Regions from separate parts of the Homo sapiens genome. Here region 1 is linked to region 2. A link is a loop called in an ENCODE intact Hi-C map of the cell type or tissue named here. Cell type or tissue: PC-3. All regions are shown on one strand. Links, peaks and the distances in the headings refer to the core of each region. The heading gives the core; the rest is flanking DNA.

Region 1 (4,924 bases), core at 256-4,255, 480 kb before region 2:
GCGAGATCTCTCCTTTCCTTTTATAAGGCCATCAGTCCTACTGGATTAGGGCACTGCCCTTACAACCTCATTTAATTACCTCCTAAAAGCCCTGTCTCGAAATACAACTACATTGCAGGTTAGGGCTTTAACATATGAATTCTGGGAAAAGAGTTCAGTCCATAGCACAATCCTCATCATTTCTCATCAACCTCAGCCGGAATTATGTTCCATTAGAAAGGCTACCATCTCTAACCAGGTGCACTTCAGAGTCAGTTGAGTGGCTTTCCCTGGGCCAACTGTCTGTCAGTGGCCATAAACCATGAAGCTACAGCTCAAGAGTGCTGGTGTTAGGCAGCCCTGGGCTCTAGGTCTGGCTCTGCCCCCTGATCTGCTATAGTCACTTAACTAATTTGAGCCTTAGAGTCTTTATAAAATGAGGGTAGATGGTAGCCTTCAGGATTTAGATGAGGATCCAATGAGATAGTGTCTGTGACCATAAAGTACAGAACAATGTTAGTTATGAGTGTTTGGTTAGCTGACCAGTTCTGCTGCTCTGAGTCTTCTCCCGCTAGACCTGAAGCCCCCTCCCAGTGTGAGGCTTCCTAAATGCTTTCCATCATCTTGCCCCCCTCCCCATCACCCCAGCCCCATCTCTCCATAAGGACTACTCTTCAGAGCACAGGGTCTGGCAGAGGCAGGCCCCACTGTCTTGCTGGGACTCATCAGCAAGTTTCGTGCCACGTAGGAAGCCATTGCTGAGGTCTCTCCCTGGCCCTGCCTGCACGAGAGAGCTGTGCAAACAGTGATGGGGCTGCCAGCCAGGATCTTGCAGTGGCAGAGTAGGAAATGTATTCTGACAGCTCTGAAAAGAAAATCCAGGAAAAGCATGATCCAAGAAATACAGGTAAGTGGTACAAAGAAACAGTGGCTTAACTTACTGTGCATGTGTGTGTTTTGAAGCTATTGTGTTAGGCTTGTCAACCTGAAAACAGAGCAGGAAGAGCAAAAGCTAATAGGCTGGTGTTGTGGGCTCCTGATTGAGAGCAAGGATGAGCTTCCCTTGAAGCACTTAAGGAAATCCTTAAGCCCAGGAAGTCTTCCCAGGCAGAACAGCCAAAGGCAGCCTTTCTTGTTCAACCCAAAGACATGGCAGCAACTATCACATAACTAAGTATATGTAGCTGAATCCCAAGTTACAGAAGGGCAGGAACTATGTTTTTGGTATTGAATCCTCCATTGCTCTGCTGGGGGCTAGGCACTGAAGGAGGGCCTCAAAGTTACTGGAATGAATGAAATAAAGTGACAGGGGGCCCCTAGTTAACAAACTAATTGGTGCCTTGACTTGGGGTAGAATCATACCACATCTTGTCTCATGAAATACAGATGGCAGATTTTGGATTGAAGGCTTCAATGGTGTCTACATCACCTTAGGTCTGCACATTAAGTCCTTGAAGAATAGATTTTGTGATAAGCTGTCTCTTACCCTAGAAGGAAATTAGGATTACAATCCTCAGGATCCTGGGCACCAACTCAGGGATCCCTGGTCTGGTTATAAGAGTTCTGGAAAAGCCTCCTCCTTTTGCAGGTATGGGCAAAACTGGTGTTTCACTTGGTATGAAGGAATTCAAGGCCTTCTAGGACAATGCTTTGCCAAAACCTCAGTTAACACAGCAGAAAACCTGTTACTGGCAGAGATGGTACTCAGTAGGCTATAAAGCCCCTCTACCTACATTATCCAAGTCTCTAAACTCTGAAATGGGCAGACAGGGATGACTATACTCTTACAATGGGGAAACTAATGCTCAGAAAGTTCAAGAGAGCTTGTCCTGGGTCCTCCAGCTCGTCATTGGTAGAGCTGGGCTTAGCAATCTCTTATTATTCCAAATGCTAGATTCTTCCTCACCTCAAAGGCCCATCTACGGTCACTGGACTCATGAGCCCATTCCTTCCTGGGCAGAAGGGCTGTCTGTCACTAGGCCTGAACTCACTTCCATGACTGGCTGCCAGCCAGCTTCTTGCATGGCTCTGCCAGCCCGGATGAAGATGAGGATGACATACTGCCATTCAAATAAACAAACCAACTGACATAGATTAAACTAACACAAAAGACTTTTTTTCAAAAACCTATACTCTTCTTGGCTTGGTATCAAATAACCAGTTCTTGGTTATGTGCTGGCTGTGCCAAGGGTTTGTCTCAAATTATCAGATGTAAGAACTTGAAAGAGAGGAAGGGTTGGTGATGGGACTAGATTCTCAGGAGTGAACTGTTGGAACACATGACTCTAAATTAGTACTGTCTTAGGATGGCCATTTATTTGGATGCCTTCTGGAGCAGCCTTGACAGGTTTTGAGTGCCTTGCAAAACTGGTCTTATATTTTTGAAAGAAATGCTATTATGTCAAATATATTTGTAATATTAATACTTGGTGTTACCCAAAATTTAAATTAAAAAAAAAAAAAAAGGAAAGTGGAGGTGGGATAGTGAGTGATCACGAATCTGGATTAAAAATGCAAATTCTCCTGGAGAGAGTTTGCAGATTTCACATTTGTAAAATGACAACTGTCAAATTCACTCCATAAAATTCCAAGGAGTGGCTAGGAGGGCCCATGGAGAGTCTATCACGTTGTATAAATGTAAAACAGCCTGATTCCCTCACCCAGAGGGACCTTTCCTCCAACTGTGACCACATGGAATTCAGTCAAGAACGTGAAAAGAAGCAAGCGGGCCTTTCAGCAGAGAGATGAGTCCATTCATCAAATATTTGCTGAGCATCTACTCTAGCCAAGCATGGTGTTAGGCACTGGGAATGGAATACTGAACAAATCAGAGACATTCTTGCCTTCACCGAGTGCCCAGTTTTTCCACAAAATCCACACCAGTTACTTACAAGAAAGTCTTCCAAGCTCCAACTCAATCTACCAAGTCACATTTCAGAAGCAAGTCTAATAAAAGTGGGCTTTCTGGCCTAGAGTAGACTGAAATCAGCAATTAGAAAAGACACTGCTGGTTTAAATAAATTGACAAGAGGAAGAAGCACCAGCTGACATTAGTAAGTGAAGGCGTGAGAATTAAAATTATTTTAAGCAGACATGAGAATTCAAAAAGTTGCCTAGAATCATTTGGTGTAAAAGTATCTCAACCCTTTTCAGTTGGTCTTGAGAGAGCATTACTGTATTGTAGTAAAATATCTTATTAATTATAACCAATTATCCTTACTTAGTATGCTACACTTTAAAAATCTGCTTCCACATACCTAATAATAGTAATGTGCCTTAACATCGTAGTAGGAACTCATTTCTGAAGGCATCAAAAAATACATAATACATTCAGCATAACTGGTTTAAGATGGAAGGAGACATCATAATATTGTAAAAGGGACTGGAAAGTTAATGTTAAACACATTTTTTTTTTTTTTAGAGGGAGTTTCACTGTTTTTGCCCAGGCTGGAGTGCAATGTGCAATCTCTGCTCACTGCAACATCCACCTCCCGGGTTCAAGCGATTCTCCTGCTTCAGCCTCTCGAGTAGCTGGGATTACAGGCACCCACCACCATACCCAGCTAATTTTTGTATTTTTAGTAGAGACGGGGTTTCACCATGTTGGCCAGGCTGGTCTCGAACTCCTGATCTCAGGTGATCCACCCGCCTCGGCCTCCCAAAGTGCTGAGATTACAAGCATGGGCCACCGCGCTCAGCCCACATATTGTTTTTTAAAGGTAAATTTGGTCATCTGAAAAATTCACTTATATGGGAATAGTTTATTCCCTGACCATACCAAACCATGACACTAAATAATAAAAATAAAGTAGAAAAAGGTCTGTAGTAGTTTCTTGCTCCCTCTTTTTTTTTTTTTTCAAGATGGAGTCTTGCTCTGTCGCCCAGGCTGGAGTGCAGTGGTGCCATCTTGGCTCACTGCAACCTCTGCCTGCTGGGTTCAAGCAATTCTCCTGCCTCAGCCTCCCGAGCAGCTGGGATTACAGGCAGGTGCCACCATGCCCGGCTAATTTTTTTATCCTTAGTAGAGATGGGGTTTCACCATGTTGGCCAGGCTGGTCTTGAACTCTTGACCTTGTGATCTACTCACCTCGGCCTCCCAAAGTGCTGGGATTACAGGTGTAAGCCACTGCGCTCAGCCCTTGCTCTCTCTCTTTCTCTCTCTTATATAATCTACATACATAATAGATAAACCCAGGATGTCCTATAGTAAAATTCCCAGCTCTTTAGAACTCACTTATATTCAAGGAAACAGAACAGAAAATGGTCAAGTTCTCTTTTACCTACTTACACTCTGCCTCTTCTGATTTTGCTAAGACCTAAGAGTGATCCTGCATTTTCTCCTTATTTAGGAGAACTCCATCAGTGGTTTTAGAAAGCTCTCCATATTGTGTTATTTTTATTAGTTGTTTTTTACCCCAGAAGGCCGTCTGGCAAGTTTCTAAACACTTATGTCACTGGGACCCCAGCACTGTGCCTGCCACAGACCAGAAGACAGAACCACATACGGCCCTGCTCCAGATACCAGAGCAGTTGTTTAGGCAAAGACAGACTGCTATGAATCCCCAGTTTCAACAGTCTCAAGGCTGTCTGCTCTGTAAGGATAATGGTTAAGCCCCCTATATTCACTGCTGTATTCCTAGTATTTGGCATAGTGTCTAACACAGTGCCTGGAAAACAACAGGTGTTCATTAACTATCTGGGGAATGAATGACTGAGGACCAAATCCTTACTCCAGGGAGCCTGTACCTACCACACCAGAGCTCTGGGCCTACCCATCCCGGGCCTTCAAGGACTCAGATAACACCATCTTTCTATGTGTGAGAACAGTTAGCTGAGTATTTTGGCCAGCACCCTAACTGGTCCAACAGCCTCTTGGCACAGTGCCACAGAGAGGAGGGGTAGGGTAGGGCAGAAGCAGCTTCTTTCTGCTGGCTTTGTAAGCACC
Region 2 (5,179 bases), core at 704-4,703:
GCAGCCACACCCACAAATTTCACAACCAACTCTTTCAACCCTTACCTCAAAATTTTGTGAGAACAAATGAGGAGATGGCCACCACTTCATTAAGCACACTCCAAAAAGCAACTCCCCCAGCCCACCCTAGCTTACTTGGTAAGAGAGCAAGGGAAATGTAGGGGTGATGCTTAGAGTTTTGCTGGAACGTCAGTTCTTAGCAATTTATGTAGTAAAGTAGCCAATGTCATAAACAGGCACAATCTTCAAACTCAAAAAATGAGGAATGTATCTTCTTTTGATTACAAAGTTAGCATCTAGTCAGAAATCCTGGGCAAACAGGAAAGATACTTTTCACATCATGCTATACTTACCATGTGAATTACATATATGTGTTATTAACTGCATTTTACATATGAGACACAGAACTGAACTGTGATTATTTTAACTAAGGCTAAAGGATAAAAATCACAAATAGGAAAAAATCTTTCAGTGCATTAACAAAACAATGGCTGAATCCACGTACAAAATGAGGAAAAATTATTGCGTCATGTATCTCATAAAGATACTAACCAAATGAGATCATGGATGGCAGTGCTTTGATAATGAGAATAAAGCAAAACAAAACAAGAAAACTAGTTAGTATATACCCAGCATGTGCTTAGACCAAACGTTAAATTTTATCTTCTTACATCACCACCTGTAAGTCTTGGATGAGGAGAAGAGTAGAATATAAAAATACCTTTTAAACTCCTAGATTTCTCAGCATAAGCCTTTGAGCATCTTGGCACAGAATAAAGAATGGAAAACACATCTCTATTCCTCTCACTTTGTCGAAACTTTCTCCATTCTTTTAATCTATAACTTACACACAAAAAAATCTATTGCTAGTAAGCTTTTATAAAGCTTGGAATAAGTGACAGAACCAGAAATAAAAGCCACACTTTCTTGTGGCCAGTTCTAGCTTCCTAAAACACAGTCATGTCAGAGACAGGTGCAAGTTTCTGCTTATCACAAAAAGACGTCATTGCAATTGGTCAATCTCACTTTACTCAAAAAGTATATATATTTTTAAGTAAATTTGATTTCATCAATCAGTCATTTGTTATTTTTAAACAACAACAAAAAAAGAAACTGCTGCTTTGATTAATCTCTAGGGGTAATCTAGAGATATTCTAAGCCCAAATGCTCAGTTTACAAAGCATAACAGAAAACTAAGTCCAGTAGTGTCTTCTACCGCAACATACTGACTCATTATACTCCAAGAATATGATTTTACTTAAAAATGTTTTTCTTTAAACATAAAAAGTGGCTGGGCATGGTGGCTCATACCTATAATCCCACCACTTTGGAATGCTGAGGTAGGAGGATCGCTTGAGCCCAGGAGTTCAAGACTAGCCTGGGCAACATGATGCATCCTCATCGCTACAAAAATTTTTTTAAAATTAGCCAGGCATGGTGGCATACGCCTGTGGTCCCAGCTACTCAGGAGGCTGAGGCAGGAGGACTGCTTGAGCCCAGAAGGTCAAGGCTTCGTAAGCCATGTTTGTACCACCACATTCTGGCCTGGGTGACAGAAAAAGACCTGCCTCAAAAAAAAAAAAAAAAAAGTTTTTGTATGTTGATAGTAACAACATTTAAGTGTAACAACCACACAACATATATTTAGATGGTTTCAACTACTGTTCATTTTGAAACCTGCTTTTGATAACTAGTATTTTTAAGTTAGTCTAAAACCTATTTTGACTGTTTCCAATTTAAGAGGAAACATAGCTGCTGTCTCAATATGTAACTCTTCTTTAACCCCTCATATATTTCAAAGGTTAAATAATGAATTCCAGGGTTTTCAACCATGTTCATCATAAAAACAGAAGTTATCTCTTTAATATTTCTGTAAACATGTATCACTCTGGTTTTCCTCAAAATAGTTTTATTCAGTAAAAAGTAATATGGTATAAAGTCTCTACTTACTAAAAGGCCAGGCTTTTTAGATAGAGACACTCTACACCATGTGTCTGTTTAATATCCTACTACAAACACAAGATTATTTAAAATTAGAAAACACACCTTACAATGACATCCCAATCCCACCCAGGATTGTTTATCGTTAGCCATCAATCTCACTTTTCCCTGACCAAAGTGAATTAGAAGAGTGATAAGTATCTCAATGGAAAGGGAGTAATGTCCAATTAGACATTAAACATGAAACCAAAGAATGTGAAATCTCACTAGTGCCATCTACAGCACCAACGGAGAATACAGATAAGAAGAATTTTAAAAATAATGTTGTGTGTGTATCCAACCCTTTGATTCCCTGCCCAGAACTATGTGTCAAGACAGCTTTCTACCAAATCCTTCACAGAACCTAAAATATATAATTAGGTAATGCCAAAAAAAATCTTCAAAATCAAGAAAACGTGAAGCATAATGCTGATGTTAGTGTATGGATCAAAAGAACAATTTTTCATAAGAGGTAATTAAATGAAAAGCATACAGAATTTATTACAACTAGAAAAAGTAAGATAAATGATCCAGTCAGGGCCAGGCACAGTGGCTCATGCCTATAATCACAGCACTTTGGGAGGCCGAGATGGGTGGATCACTTAAGGTCAGGAGTTCGAGACCAGCTTGACTAACACAGCAAAACCCTGTCTCTACTAAAAATACAAAAATTAGCCAGGTGTGGTGGCATGTGCCTGTAATCCCAGCTACTCAGGAGGCTAAGGCAGGAGAATCACTTGAACCTGGGAGGCAGAGGTTGTAATGAGCCAAGATCGCGTCACTACACTCCAGCCTGGGCGACAGAGCAAAACTCCATCTCAAAGAAAAAAAAAAGATCAAGTCACATGTAGCAAAAATTCAAGAATCTGAGTTCAAATGGATTACAAGGCCTCAAAGCAAACCTTACCTTACATTCGACCACACTCTGATCTGATTCGCAAGTTACATAGATTTCATCTACTGCTCGGCGAAGATTATCAAAAAGAAATGCCCAGTATCGAGCTCTTAGATCAATTTTCCGAGGGTGCCTTGTTTTAGTGGGACTTTTATCAAAGTGTTTATCTCCAGTCGTAGACGATGTTATTTTACAGTCCACTGCAGTACTCTGGTGAAGTAAAATAAAACATGAAAATAAATAAATAAAAGGGCTTCCAGGGACTGGATTTTTTATAAAGATTCAATCAACTACAAATCAAAACTACTCCAGAAATAAAAAGCATCTGTACTGAACATGTATGGACTTTTTTCCTATCATTATTCTCTAAACAATACAGTATAACAACTATTTACATAACATTTACATTGCATTAGGTATTATAAGCAATCTAAAGATTAAAGTATATGGGAGGATATGCATAGGTTATATGCAAATACTACACCATTTTATATAAGGGACTTGAACATCCAAACATTCTGATATCCATGGGAGATTGATATGGTTAGGCTTTCTGTCCCCACCCAAATCTCATCTTGAATTATAATCTCCATAATCCCCACGTGTAAAGGGAGAGACCAGATGGAGGTAACTGAATCATGGGGGCAGTTTCCCCCATGCTGTTCTCATGATAGTAAGTTCTCACAAGATCTGATGGTTTTATAAGGTGATCTTCCTCACTTCGCTGGGCAGTTCTTCCTGCCACCTTGTGAAGAAGGTGCCTTGGTTCCTCTTCGCCTTCTGCCATGATTGTATGAGTTTCCTGAGGCCTCCGCAACCATGCTGAACTGTGAGTCAATTAAACCTCTTTCCTTTTAAATTACCCAGTCTCAGGCAGTTCATTACAGCAGTATGAAAACAGACTAATACAGACATCATGAAACCAATCCCCCATGGATACTGAGGAACAACTGTATATTATAAATCAACTTAACATATCTCTTGACCCTCTTCATACACTTCTTAGAGTATGTATTATTACCTCCACTTTACAGATTAATAAATTGAGGTTCAGAGGCTGAGTTGTTCAAGGTCACATTGCCACAGGAGACCATCTTCTAATTACAGCTCTACAATTACACTGCTGGCTTACCATTAGACTGTTGGCTGAGGTTCAGTGCTGATAGCTCTTTACCAGATATTCCAGACCACCTCATTTCTTTCTATATACCATTCAAAGTTAAAATTAACTTAGGAAGTTTCCTGAATTATACTTCCTTCCCAAAGTTTTTTTCTACATTGATCAGCAAAGGACTAGCAGCTTCCTGTGAATCCAGACGCTAATCTTATGAAATTATCAAAACTACTACCATTCATCCCTACCTGTTTATGAATTTATAACACATCCATAAAATGTGGTATATATGTATAGCATTCATAATCATGAGTAATTAAAATCATAAAGTATATCATTCAAATATTTTACCATCCTTTCTTATAATGTACAACGGGCAATAATGCCTTGGGGTTAAGCTGTTTCTATCATTACGTGTGACTGCTCTATCCAAGGCTTTTATTTACAAAGATTCCAGAAGGGCAGAAAATATATTTTATAAAGGGTTTTTGAAAACATAGTTATCATTTAATCATCACAACAAGCTGTGACAGGACAAATATTACTATTCCTATTTTGTAGATGACAAAACTGAGGCTCAGACTGAATTGCCTGACAAAGTTAAAAGAATGACAGAACTGAAACTAGAACTCAATCTTTCAATTTCTGCTCCAATGTTCACAGAGCGTTTGACATGCATCTAGCAAACAGTAAGTGCCCAAATAATGTAAGGTATGATTATCATAAGAAAGACAAAAAGGAGAAAAAATAAGCTTGTAGAAAAAATGTGCATAAACTAATGGCAATAATTGCCAACTTTGTGAAGAAAGGTAGAAAAGACACATCAAATAACAGAGGCTAGACAGGCACAGTATTATACACATGCAGTCCTAACCACTCAGGAGACTGAGGCAGGAGTATCACTTGAGCCCAGGAGTTTGAGAACAGACCAGGGCAACACAGTGAGACCTTGAAGCTCTCTTTAAAAAAAAAAATCATAGAGGCTGGTTAACTAGTAGAGAGTTTTAAAATATAGGGCTCTACTTACTACTGACAAAAAGAATAGCAGTGGTAATAACAATTGCACCAGCATCTAACATTCATGATATACTTGCTATGTGCCAAGCATTGCACCAAGTGATTTACATATACTTCATTTAATCATTGAAGCAATTTTATATTACCAGTACTAATATTATCTCCATTTTACA

What was found. A loop is a pair of places that touch in the nucleus more often than their neighbours do. Peaks named below come from ENCODE experiments on the same cell type or tissue, not always from the same donor. Only the 100,000 strongest peaks of a DNase experiment are listed, where the experiment ranks them.
Region 1: a loop joins it to region 2, with 2.8 times the contacts of the local background. A loop is called at or near these places in 1 of 110 quality-filtered maps.

The regions. Positions count from the first base shown.
Region 1 is chr15:76,358,594-76,363,517 of GRCh38, forward strand. All of the region lies in intron 29 of SCAPER (S-phase cyclin A associated protein in the ER), which reads right to left. Among named protein-coding and RNA genes, the nearest start is that of ISL2, 24 kb to the left of the region's middle. In PC-3, for the core only: no CTCF peak of the experiment used is centred there; a DNase peak (open chromatin) is centred at 2,038.
Region 2 is chr15:76,838,847-76,844,025 of GRCh38, forward strand. SCAPER (S-phase cyclin A associated protein in the ER) reads right to left here. Exons shown (of 32, transcript NM_020843.4): 5 at 2,888-3,085. Among named protein-coding and RNA genes, the nearest start is that of SCAPER, 64 kb to the right of the region's middle. In PC-3, for the core only: CTCF peaks have their summits at 2,213 (motif pointing left) and 2,413; no DNase peak of the experiment used is centred there.